2 separate regions of the Mus musculus genome follow, and region 1 is linked to region 2. A link is a contact called in ENCODE Hi-C or POLR2A ChIA-PET data. All regions are on one chromosome and are shown on one strand. The core of a region is the stretch at or near the end of the contact, and the rest is flanking DNA. Distances in the headings are between cores, read along the strand shown.

Region 1 (2,700 bases), core at 34-2,533, 140 kb after region 2:
GCGGTAGTCAAGCTCCAGGGCGTAGGGGGCACAGTACGGGTACAAGACCGTCCGAGAGAACTCAGTCTGGGCGTACGTGTCTGCCAGGATGTTGTAGGAGACAGTGCGGATGAAAGAGTCCTCCGTCACCTTCTTGGTGTACAGATGTCGATGGTCAAAAGTGCAGGTGCCAGGCCCGGCCTCCACCGGGCACAGGCTTTCTAGCTCCCGGCTTGGCCCGAAGCGCTGCCCATTGCCCGGTGTACAGTGAAGCCGGAGCCGGAGCCCGATGTCTGCATTGCACGGGGTGTAGACGCGCTCGTCCACACCGGTCTCGATCCAAGCTGAAGGCTGCGAAGAGTGAGACGAGGACGCGGGGCCGCTGTCCCCAGGTTCTGCCGCCCCGGGTTTGACTTCCTTGTACCAGCGGAACACGGAGCTGGCGGGATCCCCAAATTCCACGCCGAGTTTGGGGCACACAGGGAAGCCAGCCATGATGTAGCGCGGCAACTGCAGCTCCGTGAAGGTGGGCGGGTTGCGCTCCACCTTGTACTTGACGTCGCCGATCTGCAGCACCGCTCCGTCCTGCCAGGCGTCCACATTGAGCACATCCTCGGCCACCGCCTCCTCCCGGTAGTACAGCTTCACCACCGGCTCGCAGGTCGCAACCGGCTCAGGCCCTGTAGCCTCACAGGCCGCGCCACCGCTCGAGTGGGCTCGGTTCTTCCTGCTCTTCTTGGCGGCCGCTACCTTTGCGTGTCCCTTGAGGGCGTTGGTAGCGATCCGGCTGAGGGCCCGGCCCAGAGGCTCGCTCTGGTCCCTCTGCATGTTTTTGTGGCTGCCGTCGGCCAACGCGAAAGACAGGCTGAGCTTGGGCTCCGAGGGCACACAGCGCACCACCGCGCGCTCCATGGCGCGCACCGCCTCGTGAGTCCCTGCCTCGGCCCGGCTGCGCCGCTCCACCACCGACCGGACCCCACGAAGCGCGCTGCGGCCCGGGAGCCTCCACATGAACCTGGCAGCCGACGAGATCAGAGATCCAGAGTCGCCCGCTGTCAAGTCCACCGGGAGGAGCGGCCGTGGCCGGGTACAAGACCCATTCAGACCGTGGACTTCCGGTCGGCGGCAAGCAGAAGCCGGGGTGTGAGCATCAAGCGCGCGGTGTTCCCGACTCGCACTTTCGCCAAGGCCACTTGCCAGCTCCTTCTTGTCTTGACCGCCGGTCTCGAGTTTCGAGCGCCTTGGTGTTTTTATTCAACATGGGTAAAAGGCGAAGAGTGAAGGAAATATAAGAGTGCCCGAGGGAGCTACCAGAACCCGAAGTTTTGTTGAAAGTGTAGGCTGAGGGCGGGAACAATAGGCTTACGGAACCGGAAGTGACTGGGCGGTGCCTCCGGGAAACACTAGGCTTTCTGTCATTTCCAGTTGCTCCGGTTATGGCTGTGTGTAGGCGCCGGCCTCCTCCCCAGGATTGCAACGTCCGCTCTGCACAGTTGGCGGACCTGTTCCCTGGTCTTTCGAGGTGTGGCGGGTCGAGTGAAGCTAAGCACGACAAGTGTGGAGCTTGTGGTAGCTAAGGAGCTCCGAGCCGCCCGCCGGCTTCTTCCACCAGCTTGTGAGCTCTGAGGATACAAAACACAAGATGCATAATGTACTTGAGCCTCGCGCTTTTGTTGTTGTTAGGTTTTGAGGTAGGTTTCCTATCCGCCTTGGAACCCAGGAAGACTGAGTCAAAGCTACACAGCATAGTAAATGATAGAAAAAGTACAGACATGTTTTCGAAAGCTGTTAGTGGTTTAAGTAGTAAAGAGCTTGGAAGACCTTGTCTTTGTAGGGTTGAAAGGTTTAGCAAATAAAATTATAGGACTCAGGTAAAACTTTAAGAACTCTTTAAACGAAGACGCTAAACCCCTCCCCATTTTACTTAATTTGAAGATTAAATTTCGCCGAGAGTTTTATTTCTTAATACGAATGATCTTGGTTTATTTGTAGACCAAAACGAAGTCCTATCTGACTGGAACAGGGAGCCCCGGGAGTACTAGTCTGTAAGAAAGACCCTTCAACTCTACTGAACTCAGATTGTCAGGCCTGGCAGCAACTTTACCCATTGAGCCATTTCGCCAGCCCAGACCTTTTGTTTGCACGGTCTTTTATTTTTCAAGAAGTATTCTGACAATGTCAAATCTCGTGGAAAGCTTGTTTTTAATCCACAAGCTTGAAAGTAATAAGCAAATGCCTTTTTGTTGTTTTTGGTTTTCGAAGCAGGATTTACTTTGTGTATTCCTGAGATCTGCCTGTCTCTGCCTCCTGAGTGCTGGGATTAAAGGCATACACCACCATGCCCAGCTGTAAATGCCACTACTGAAGCTATACTTTTATTAAATTGACTTATAGCCCCATTTGTAATTATATAATTGAAACTTGAGAGATTAAGCAATAGTATGATTTTGATAATACATATTGGAGGGAAAGGACTAGGAACACTTTTATTTTTAATATCAAGAAACACAAACTGGCTGGAGAGATGGCTCAGTGATTAAAAGCACTTGACTGCTCTCCTGAGTTCAATTCTCAGCAACCACAGGGTGGCTCACAACCATTTGTAGTGAGTTCTGATGCCCTCTTTTGGTATATCTGAAGTCAGCAACAGTGTACTCATACAGATAAAATAAAATTTTTTAAAAAAGAAGAAGAAACACAAACTAAGGGTACAGTTCAGTG
Region 2 (2,813 bases), core at 163-2,662:
AGATCGTTGCATACATTACACCTCTCAGAGAAGGTGAAGGGAAAGGAAAGGAAAGGAAAGGAAAGGAAAGGAAAGGAAAGGAAAGGAAAGACTGTCAAACACTATAGCGACATTACCTTGCTCGTCTTGTGATCAAACCAGACGAGGGCATGGTTCCTTGACAGCACTTTGCAATCAAAGGTGGCATTATTCTGCGCTGGTCGACAGCGTGCCACCGAGCGGCCGATCTTGATGGGCTCGTCCAGGTAGACATGACGCTCCTGAAACGGGTGCGAGTTCGGGCGGCAAGTGAAGATGGCCAAGGCTGACGGCATCGAGGACAGGCTGGGGGGTGTCTGGACCAGGGACAATGAGGAGCTCCTCCAGGTTCGGAATGCTCTTCTCAAGCCTACACCCCCTAACCCCCCAAAATTTTTAAATTAAAACAAACTGCGCATTGTCTAAGCATAACCAGTGAACATCAACAACTCTTCAATTGGGCAGGAGGACAAGCCAGCGCAAGCCCCATCACCTCCTTTAAAATACAGAGGCACCTTGACCAAAAAAAGTCCCCAACTAGCAGCTTTCAGTCCATCTTCCCTAGGAAGAAAAGGCTCAAACATTGGGCAGCTTCGGCCAAGAAAACTCCTGGAAGACAGTTTGGGGACAGGAGGTATCCGAGCAGATGAGTCACACACCAGTTCTTGTGTTTTGTTTGAGATCCCGGCCGCTTGTCCCCTTCGGTAGCGGAAACGGTGCAGCACTGCAGCATGAAGAGGGTTGACTCGCGCAGCCAGGAAGGTCCTTCGGGGCTCAAGGAAGAGGCGCGGAGGACCTCCGGGCAGCCACCGCGGGGCCTCGGGGCTGAGAAGAGGTGCGGGGACGGACGAGGAGGACTAGAGGGCCAGCGGGCCGGGCTGCATTGCCCTGCTGCGCCGAGGCCGCCCGGGAGTGGCAGGGGTCCCCGGCCCAGCGTGAGCCGAGGCTGCGATCCCGGGCTGGAGGCGTGGGAGGGCTGCCGGGGCACGGGCGGCGTCTGGGTCGCGAGTCCCGGGCACCTGACGGGTGTCCCCGCGACCAGGGCGGGGACCCGGCTCTGCAGGCCGGTGCGGACAGAGCGAGGAGCTACCCCGGGGAGGCTCGGGCGACCGGGCGGGCGAGCGGGCCGACGGGCGGGCCGGCGGGAAGTTGGTTTCTCGGAGCTCTCGGGCTCTGCTGCTCAGCACATGGGCCACCTCCCCTCAGGAGCGTCCTCGCGAGGGTCGCATCGCAGGGACTGGCGGCTCCCGCAGGACGACGGGGTGGGGGAGGGAGGCTGGCCCGGAGGTGGAGGGAGAGGCCTGGAGGCCGGGGCTGGGTCCGCCGCAGCCTCCTCCACTCGCAGCCAGTGCGGCAAGCTCAGGCGGTGGCGGACGAGGCAGGAAACTTTCCGACCTAGGCGGGGAGACACCAAAACAAACGGCAGTCAGGGACCGGCGCCCGCTCGCCTCAGCCCTCGCCCCCTTCAGCCAGCCCCCGCCAGTCCCCGGCCGCTGCCTCCGACCTCGGGCGACCTCTCCTTGCTCAGGCTACGGGATTCCGGAGCCAGGACGGAACGTCGGCTCCTTCCTCCCTTGCCGCCACCGCCGCCACCACCTCCGCCGCCGCCTCAGCTTACCTTGCCAGCGTTGGCCGCCATAGTGACTCTGACTGAAACCTACCGGGTGCACCGCCACGGGAACGCGCACCCTTTTCAAGGGCCCTCCTCCGCCGGCTCCCGTGCCGTAGATAGGGGGTATCATGTGATTGACGCCGTGGAAGCCATGTTTGTCACTGGCAGGGAAGAAGGCAAGCTTATTTTTAACATGACCCCTGGCGCCATCTTTGTTAAGGGCCAGAAGCTTCAAAGCTCCAGACAACCTTAAGGGCCATTTTGGTTAAGGGCAAGAGAAACTTTGAGGGGTTGAATGTTTCAAAAGCACACACAGCGGCAACATATGAATAAGAAAGTACCTACAAGTACCTACGTGTACTAAGTGTGTTTACTACAGTTCTCACTGAAAATACTAACACGTGCGGAGAATAATTCCATGCAAAGGACATACTCATTAGCAGTCATCGTAGCTGTGGGCAACTGAGTCACTCACCACTGCTCTACAGATGACCAAATTCCACAAGTCCCTAGACTTAATGACACCTGAAGGACTTTCCTCCCTCTGCTAATTCACCGGGCTTTATGAATTCCATCCCAAATTCCTGTCCTTTTCACTGATGCGACTATGTTTCTCAGAACTCCTTCGTGGGTTCTAACGTGGAGAACAGAAAGTTGTGGGGGGTTTTTTGGAGTGGGGGAGGATTTTGTTGGGGTAATGGTAGGGTTAGTGACAGGGTTTCTCTGGCTGTCCAGGAGCCCTTTAAGTAGATCAAGCTGGCCTACAACTCAGAAATCTACCTGCCACTGCCTCCAGCGTGTTGGGATTAAAGGTGTGCGCCACCACACCCTACTTGAGACCAGAAAGTTTTAAAACACGTTTCCAAAGAGGGGTCAAGGTCGAAAGTTACTAATAGGAAAATACAGAGAATAACCCAACCAACAATCCTGAAGTCTGTGTTAAGCCTGGGAATTGCGAGGAGAAAGACCAGTATGTATGGAGTCATTGTTCCAAAGAAGAAAAAACCGTGGCTCGAGCTGAAAGAAAACCTTAGGAAAGACTGTAGAGAATCTTAATCTCTTCAAATCAGTGTTGACTTCATTCTTGAGATTCCTGTGACCACAGACTTCCCTGAGAAACGTTGGACATGGCTTTAAACTTCTTTAGGATACTTTTTCTCTTCTATAACATAATGACAAGACA

The links. A loop is a pair of places that touch in the nucleus more often than their neighbours do. ChIA-PET counts read pairs that join two places held with the same protein, here RNA polymerase II (POLR2A).
Region 1: a map of heart shows a loop between it and region 2 (2.9-fold over the local background). The contact joins the promoter of Pde12 here to the promoter of Slmap in region 2. A Hi-C loop is called at or near these places in 2 of 37 maps with a recorded cell type or tissue (both heart). POLR2A ChIA-PET finds 5 or more read pairs at or near these places in 3 of 5 experiments (Patski and embryonic stem cell).

The regions. Positions count from the first base shown.
Region 1 is chr14:26,668,563-26,671,262 of GRCm38, forward strand. Pde12 (phosphodiesterase 12) reads right to left here and starts at 1,284. Exons shown (of 3, transcript NM_178668.3): 1 at 1-1,284. The coding sequence starts at 990. Mir7672 (microRNA 7672) reads right to left here and starts at 1,046; the gene lies at 985-1,046.
Region 2 is chr14:26,533,212-26,536,024 of GRCm38, forward strand. It overlaps Slmap (sarcolemma associated protein), which reads right to left and starts at 1,413. Exons shown (of 23, transcript NM_001310445.1): 1 at 117-1,413. The coding sequence starts at 314.